2 separate regions of the Homo sapiens genome follow, and region 2 is linked to region 1. The links are chromatin loops, found by intact Hi-C in ENCODE. Cell type or tissue: PC-3. All regions are shown on one strand.

The links. A loop is a pair of places that touch in the nucleus more often than their neighbours do. Peaks named below come from ENCODE experiments on the same cell type or tissue, not always from the same donor. Only the 100,000 strongest peaks of a DNase experiment are listed, where the experiment ranks them.
Region 2: it touches region 1 in a loop (3-fold over the local background); 1 of 110 quality-filtered maps calls a loop at or near these places.

Annotation. Positions count from the first base shown.
Region 1 is chr22:30,828,702-30,832,701 of GRCh38, forward strand. The region is part of intron 2 of OSBP2 (oxysterol binding protein 2); the gene reads left to right. Among named protein-coding and RNA genes, the nearest start is that of MORC2-AS1, 92 kb to the right of the region's middle. RefSeq lists enhancers at 1,055-2,254, 1,190-1,690, 1,691-2,191. In PC-3, no CTCF peak of the experiment used is centred here; DNase peaks (open chromatin) are centred at 1,580 and 2,400; H3K4me3 peaks cover 398 bases; H3K27ac peaks cover 3,505 bases.
Region 2 is chr22:30,779,079-30,783,078 of GRCh38, forward strand. The region is part of intron 2 of OSBP2 (oxysterol binding protein 2); the gene reads left to right. Among named protein-coding and RNA genes, the nearest start is that of MIR3200, 50 kb to the left of the region's middle. RefSeq lists an enhancer at 782-1,282. In PC-3, no CTCF peak of the experiment used is centred here; a DNase peak (open chromatin) is centred at 2,393; H3K4me3 peaks cover 257 bases; H3K27ac peaks cover 1,811 bases.

The DNA of each region.
Region 1 (4,000 bases):
GCACACCTGTGTGCATGTGAGTGTCACTGTGTGAAGGGCAGGCCTACAGGTAGAGAGGGCGAGAGCTCAAGGAAGGAGGAGAGGAGACGGGGGAGAGGTGGGCAGAGCAGGCTTCCCCCAGTGCTTGTATTGGCTATGCAGAAGTCCCCCTCAGCAAACAGGCTTCATGCCAACCCTGAGCCCCTAGGTAGCGAGGGGGCAGTTGTGCTGGACTGGAAGGGCCTGGAGGGAAAAGAGGGTCATGATGGGGCAGTGCAGCAGAGAAGAGGAGACCCTCGTGGGCCAAGCACCAGCCCTGTGCGCTTGTGGCTGTTCACTGTGCCACAGCATGCCCAGTGACAGTGAGGAAGGCATTGACAGTGTGGAGGCGATGGGGCTGGGACAGGCCCAGGCTCCCCCAGCCAGGCAGTCAAGGTTCTTTGCCACTGGTAGCCCCAAGGAGCCTGGAGAACATAGCGTGCTCTCCAGGGAGCTGGTTCATTTGGCGTTCACGGGTTGGCGTGCAGGGCTGCTGTGGGCTCACTTGGCACCTCGCGTGGATTAGAAAAGGATGCCTCTTCCTCAAGACCCTTTACCCCTACTTATTTTTTGTTTAGTTATTTTTTTGAGACGGAGTCTTGCTCTGGAGTCTTCCAGGCTGCAGTGCCGTGGTGCAATCTCGGCTCACTGCAACCTCTGCCTCCCGGGTTCAAGCTGTTCTCCTGCATCAGCCTCCCGAGTAGCTGGGATTACAGATGCCTGCCACCACGCCTGGCTAATTTTTGTATTTTTAGTAGAGATGGGGTTTCCCCATGTTGGCCAGACTGGTCTTGAACTCCTGAACTCAAATGGTCTGCCTGCCAAAGTGCTGGGATTACAGGCGTGAACCAAATCCTCCCAAAGTGCTGGGATTGCAGGCGTGAGCCACCACGCCGGGCCCTTACCTCTACTTATTTGTAAACTGTTGTAATAGTTTAAAATTGTTCTGATTTGTCAGAACGAGACTCTTCCATTTGCTGGATTTGCATTGTAATAAAAATAAATCTATAGTGTCTGTTGTGAATGGCACTTCCTAGGGCTGTGCAATGTACAACCTGCTCAACCATATGCAACAGCCCTGTTAATAAAAACAATTATTAGTAATAATATTTGACTGGTCCTGAAGGTAGCACAATGACCTCTGTTGCCTCTGGGCAAAGAGAGGGCTGCTTAGGTGCCAGGCTAAGACAGGTGACCCGACGGGGGCCAAAGTGGGAGCAGGGCTTGGGAGACTTCAGTGAAAAGATCTCAAGGTGGCTAGTGAAATGGAGAGAGGGGCCTGAGTCTGGATGCATGGGGTTGAGCTGGAGCTGGGACTGAGGGGTTTGCTGGATGTACATCTTCTTCTGACCTCATCAGGGAGTGTCCTGTAGGGCCCGGCCCTGCCCACTGCAGATTCATTCTCCTGGCATCTGGTTTTCCTATAAAGTGCCAGTCAGCTCAAACCAGCAGCAGCATCTGATCAAATAGATGAGCAATATGAATAAAAATGAAGTTATGGGCTTTGGGCTGCCAAAGATAAATTTCCTTTTATGTCCTGTTTCCCTGTGACGTGTGTGTTGAGTAATGATTCCTGACGCATATCTTCAGAAATAGTAGTTGCTCACACTGGGTGGTGTGTCAAGGCGGAAGGAGGCCACAGACTTGGGGAATGGAACCCCACCTGGACAGCGCCCTGGGGCTGCCTGCCGCATCCTGACCTGGCATGGCCATCAGCCTTTCGGCCATAGGTGGGGCTGGTTAGAGGACAAGTGTCTTTCCTGGTCAGGCCCACTGGGTGCATCCCTCCACCGCGGATATTTTTACATTAGAAGCAGCATAGTTTGTACGGGACAGGGCCCCTGGAATGTGACTCTTAGTTCATTAACCATTTGGTAACTGCTCATCTGCCTGGCAAAATCCCTTCCCCAAATCCCACTCCTCACCTGTCCCCCAGCACACATGCTTTGTTTTTGGCCAGACTTTCTGAGATTCAGCAGGACCAATCTTCTGTGCCCTAGGCATTCATTATTTTTAAGGGTTATTTACTGTTTAGACAACAATTCCAGATGTTCAAGAGCATGGCGTTTCCATAGCGCCATTATCCCTTTGCCACTGTTTTTAGGTCTCTATTTTTGGTCAATGTTTTTCCTTTATACAAACATCCTTTTAATATCATTGAGATCCAAAAAAAAAAAATGTCATTTTCACATGGCTGTACATCATAAACACTTTCCCACGTTATCGCAGGCTTTGTGTTTATTCGTTGGAAGGCTGTGGAATGCCTTTTCCTTCTGTTAGACATTTAGGTTCTTCCCAGATCACTGTAGCCAACTGCTGCCTGAGCATCTTTGGCATGTAAAGTTTTTCCTTTGTGTTTCTTTCCGGGACACATTGCCAAGAATGCAATCGCTGAGTCAAAGGGTGTGAATGCTTCCCTCTAGCAGCCCCATCACCCTTGGCAAGAACGTTCTGGTTCATGATGCTTGGGGCGGGTGTGGACAACACCTTGCTGTAAGCTTCCCTACATTAGACTTCCATCATTCTGAGAGATTATTCTTTGGCCAGTATAATGTGCCTTGTTTTCACTTGCAATTGACTAACCAAAAAGCATGAAGTGTCCTTACTAGTTCAGTTATTATTTGTTGTTGCTCTTTGATGGCTCGTCAGCTGCACTGTCTCCTGCCATTGTGTGGAAAACCAACGGAAGGCATTCTAAACGAAGTTGGTTTATGTTGTACGTGGCTGGAACCCAAGCCAGACAGGACTTCTTGGGACCCTGGCACCGATCCACTGTCCTTGGTGGTTGGGGTTCAGAGAAGTGGTCCCTGGAACTGTCATCCCCTAGCAAAACCTGCTTCTTGACTTGTGGGGCAAATGCAAAATGAAAATATAGGGCCCCTTGCAAAAATTATTAAGAATTTCAAGACAGCTGAGAATTAAATCAAGGGTAGGGCCCTTCTGAATTGGGGGTGATGCTGGCACTGCCCCTGTTCTCTGGAGTTATCTAGTGGGAGGTGGCTCACTTGACTGTACTGAATCCACTCTTTAGCTTTCCCAAGGGACATTCCAGATGCAGAGGTCCCAATCCAGGCATGGGTGAGAGTCTGATGGGAGGCCACTTATGGCCACCAACAGCCCCCATCCTGCTGCTGTGATCAGCACTCAAAGTCAGCACCACAGGAGAACCTGTTAACCACCCTCTCTGATCTCCTTGGCCCAAAGTTAATTGCCTTCTCCCATGGCTGTTTCTGTGCCTACTTTGACCTCACCCTGACCCCTGGTAGCTCTTTCTGGTGATGATCTGACCTTTCTCCTCCTGCTCCTCTTTGCCTGCTTTGGCCAAGCAGAACAAGTGACCAGGAAGCATCTCACTGTCCTGGGACATTCTGGGCACTTTTTCCAGTATGAGCCTTCATCTTTGTTGTGCCTACTTCACTCCCACCATCCCTCTCTGCCCTTCTGCCCTTGCCCCCTTCTTACCAGCTCAGTTTTCAAGATTCACACTGAAGTCCTTAATGTATCCAGAATTGATTTCTGTATATATATGTAAATGATATGAACTATGCAGTTAATTTTCTTTTTCTTTTTTCTTTTCTTTCTTTTTTTTTTTAAGATACAAAGTCTCGTTTTGTTGCCTGGAGTGCAGTGGCATGATCATGGCTCACTGCAGCCTCGACCTCCCCATCTCAAGCGATCCTCCCACCTCAGCCTCCCAAGTAGCTGGGACTACAGGCATGTGCCACCACACCTGGCTAATTTTTTTTTTTCCTGTAAAGATGGGGTTTTGCTATGTTGCCCAGGCTGGTTTTGAACTCTTGGCCTCAAGTGCTCCTCCTGCCTTGGCCTTCCAAATGCTGGCAGGAGCTGCTGCTTGTATTGTGCAAAGCAGGTAATTTAAGTGGCTGCAGATAGCCGCTCACAGTTGGAATCATTGTTTGGACTCATTCTTAATTGGAAATGCCAGGCTCTTTCTGTGATCACGGTCACGATCTCCTTGAAG
Region 2 (4,000 bases), 50 kb before region 1:
TGGTGTATATATATACAGATAGATACAGAATTTCGCTTTTTTGCCCAGGCTGGAGTGAAGTGGCCTGATCTCGGCTCACTGCAACCTCTGCCCACCGGGTTCAAGTGGTTCTCCTGCCTCAGCCTCCCGAGTAGCTGGGATTACAGGCGCCCACAACCACACCCAGCTAATTTTTTTTTTTTTTTTTTTTTCTGGTATTTTTAGTAGAGACAGGGTTTTGCCATGTTGGCCAGGCAGGTCTTGCACTCCTGACCTCAGGTGATCTGCCTGCCTTTGCCTCCCAAAGTGCTGGGATTACAGGCATCAGCCACCATGCCTGGCCTTAAAATTTTGGTTTTTATATATGTTGTATAATATACATAAAGTGTAAGTCAACTAGTACAACATATATATAAAATCTATAAACCATTATTCATATACTGAGGGCTCATGTTTTTTGGATGGGGACATTTGCAAATGCCTCCAGAGGGTGGTCCTGGGCGGTATGGTCACCTAGCACATTCCTGCCTCAGCCACTTGGCCTCCCTTCCCTTCCTGGATACACTTGCAGCTGCAGGAGCTGGACGAAGTAACCCCAAGTGACAAGAACCCACATTTGCCCTTCACTGAGAAAGCGCCAGAGAGAAAAGAAGTACCTTTTTTTCAAAGTATCCTCAGTTCCTTTCCAGAATGAAGTAGAAATAGAGCTGAGGGGACAAAGGAGGGGTCCAGCCTCATGCTTGAGGTGTGGGGACACGGAGAACCCTCGGCCCTTTTGGTGGCTGGGTGGTCTTTCTCCCGGTGAAGGCTGGTCCTTGCTGCCCACCCTGGCCCACCTGGGCAGCCCCTGCCCTTTGTGTCTCTCTCCCCACAGCTTGTCTTCCCTCCTCAGGCTGTCTGTTGCCCCTTGGTGTTCCTTTCCACATTGTTTTTCCTTTTAGATGTGTATTTCATGTGTGCCAGACAGATTCTCATTCTGTACGAAGCAAAAACCTTTCATCTATTTGTAGTCAATTCAAAGCCAAATCAAGATGCCAGAACTGAAGGATCATTCAGGCTGAGTGTTCAGTCCTTGAGGGGCCCACAGCCCCGGGCGAGCAGAAAGGCACTGTTATTCAGCATTATTTGAAAACCACGAGTTGCCTCGTACCATTTCCTGCACCCCAGTGCTAATGCTTCTGCTGCAGATATGCCACAGTGATCCATTTCCTCTCAGAATGTGGCACGGTGAAGATCCAGTAGCATGTCCTGTGAAAAATTTCATCCATGCCACAGCTGCTGAGGAGTCGACCTCATCCGTGAGTTTTCCTCAGCCCCTGCTACGTATAAAGAACCCGACACGCATGACACGGAGTAAATGTCACAGCTCTGTGACTCTGGCATTTTCCACATTGTTGTAATGCACCCAGGCTACTAAGACTTCACTAAACTGTTTTTTGTTTGTTTTTTGTTTTTCTTGAGATGGAGTCTCACTCTGTTGCTGAGGCTGGAGTACAGTGGATCGATCTCAGCCCACTGCAACCTCCACCTCCCGGGTTCAAGCAATGCTTATGCCACAGCCTCCCGAGTAGCTGGGATTACAGGCGCCCGCCACCACACCTGGCTAATTTTTATATTTTTAGTAGAGACAGTGTTTTGCCATGCTGGCCAGGCTGGTCTCGAACTCCTGACCTCAGGTGATCCGCTCGTCTTGGCCTCCCAAAGTGTTGGGATTACAGGAGTGAGCCACCCCACCTGGCCTACAACTAAACTGTTTAAATTGAACTCCTTTGGCATTTGTGGATCTAAGGTCTGGTGTTTCAAACGACTCAAATGTAAAAACCTCCAGTGGGGTGACCAGGGAGCTGGGCTTTCCCAGGAGGTGGGAGGCCTGACCACAGAAGGTTCTGTGCCTCATGTACAGTTTTTATTTTAATATTTAAAATTTTTTTTTTTGAGACGGAGTTTCGCTGTTGTCACTCAGGCTGGAGTACAGTGGCGTGATCTCGGCTCACTGCAACCTTCACCTCCCGGGTTCAAGCAATTCTCCTGTCTCAGCCTCCCAAGTAGCTGGGATTACAGGCATCCGCCACCATGCCTGGCTAATTTTTTTTTTTTTTTTTTTAGTAGCGATGGGGTTTCACCATGTTGTGCAGGCTGGTCCTGAACTCCTGACCTCAGGTGATCCACCCACCTCGGCCTCCCAAAGTGCTGGGATTACAGACATGAGCCACCACACCCGGCCGATGTTTTTGTTTTTTACATCCACTCATACACATACAAGGGAGTATGGAAGTCATGCTTCTCTCAAAAAGCAGCAGCCCTGCTCCCCCCACCTTCCTCTCTTTCCATCCTGCTCCCCAAGGCAGCCATTCCTGACTTTAGTTAATGCCCTGGTTCATGCCACACACTGAGTCATTTGTCCTGTGGCTCAGGCCCCAGCCTGAGGTGTGTGTGTTTGTGGAGAGACGCAGGAACACCAGCTTGAGAGGGTGATGTGCGATCACAAATGGAATCCTATCTGATATACCTCTGCTTCCTGCAAAGATCCAGGGGATGTGAATGGTGGCCCTGAGTGGACTCAAATGGGCTGACCAGGGAGCCGCATCTGCCCAGTAGGGGAAGGTGGGGGCTGGTGGCAGAGTGAGCCAAGAGAACACTGGGTTTCTAGCAGGAGACAGGAGGTCTGACCACAGGAAGGTTCTGGGCCTCCAGTCTCAACAGGCTTGCAGTGATTGTCCCAGCTGGAGGATGTGGGAAATGTAGAGTTTCCTGATGGACAACCACTCTTTTTGTTTTCAATCCATGTCTTAAAAACCAAAGTCATAGACTCGGCACAGTGGCTCATGCCCATAATCCCAGCACTTTGGGAGGCCGAGGTGGATGGATCACTTGAGGCTAGGAGTTTGAGACCAGCCTGGCCAACAGGGTGAAACCCCATCTCTATAAAAATACAACAGTTAGCCAGGCGTGGTGGTGGGCACCTGTATTCCCAGCTATTTGAGAGGCTGAGGCAGGAGAATCTCTTGAACCCAGGAGGTGGAGGTTGCAGTGAGCCGAGATTACGCCACTGCACTCCAGCCACGGCGGCAGAGTGAGACTCTGTCTCAAAATCAAAAAATCATAACTGGCAAGCAGTAAACTGCCTATAGTGTACAGTCAGATAAGTTTTGACATTTATGCACCCATGAAACCATCACCACAATCAAGATAATGTACACATTCATCATTCCAAATTCTCTTCATGCCCTTTTGTAATTCCTCCTCAGCCCCTTCCACCTCCTGCAGACAACCACTAATCTACTTTCTTGTGTGATCGTTTGCATTTTCTAGGATTTCTTTTTTTTTCTTCACCATCTTGGCCAGGCTGGTCTCGAATTCCTGACCTTAGGTGATCTGCCTCGGCCTCCCAAAGTGCCAGGATTACAGGCGTGAGCCACTGCGCCCGGCTGCATTTTCTAGGATTTCATACAAATGGGATTGTACTGCAAGTACTCTAGTTGGCTTTTGTCACCCAGTGTAACTGTTTTGAAATCCATCTGTGTTGTTGCCTGCGTCACTAGTGTGTTGCTTTTTATTGCTGAGTAGTGTTCCATTGTGTGGACGCACCACAGTGTATTTATCTGTTGCCTGTGGATGGACATTTGAGTTGTTTCCAGGTTCGGCCATAACAGAGCTGCTGTGAACATTTGCATACAAATCTTTCTGTGGACATACACGTTTTTTTATCTTGGGTAAATATTTAGGAATAGAATGGCTGACTCAGGGTACATATATGTTTAACTTTTTAAGAAATTGCCACATCATCTTCGAAAGTGATTACACCATTTGACATTCCCATAAGCAGTGTGACAATGTCCCAGGCTGGGGGACAGAATCAGCCATCCCAGGACAACCCGAGGAAGTGTCAAACACAGGTTCTCCTGATGAGCAATACTTATTTTGCCTTTCAAAAATGATTGTATGTTTTCTCAGACATGACAGTGTCTGTTATGTCCTTTCTGCTTCAAAGAGTAGGGAACCTGTGGCTTTTTTTTTTTTT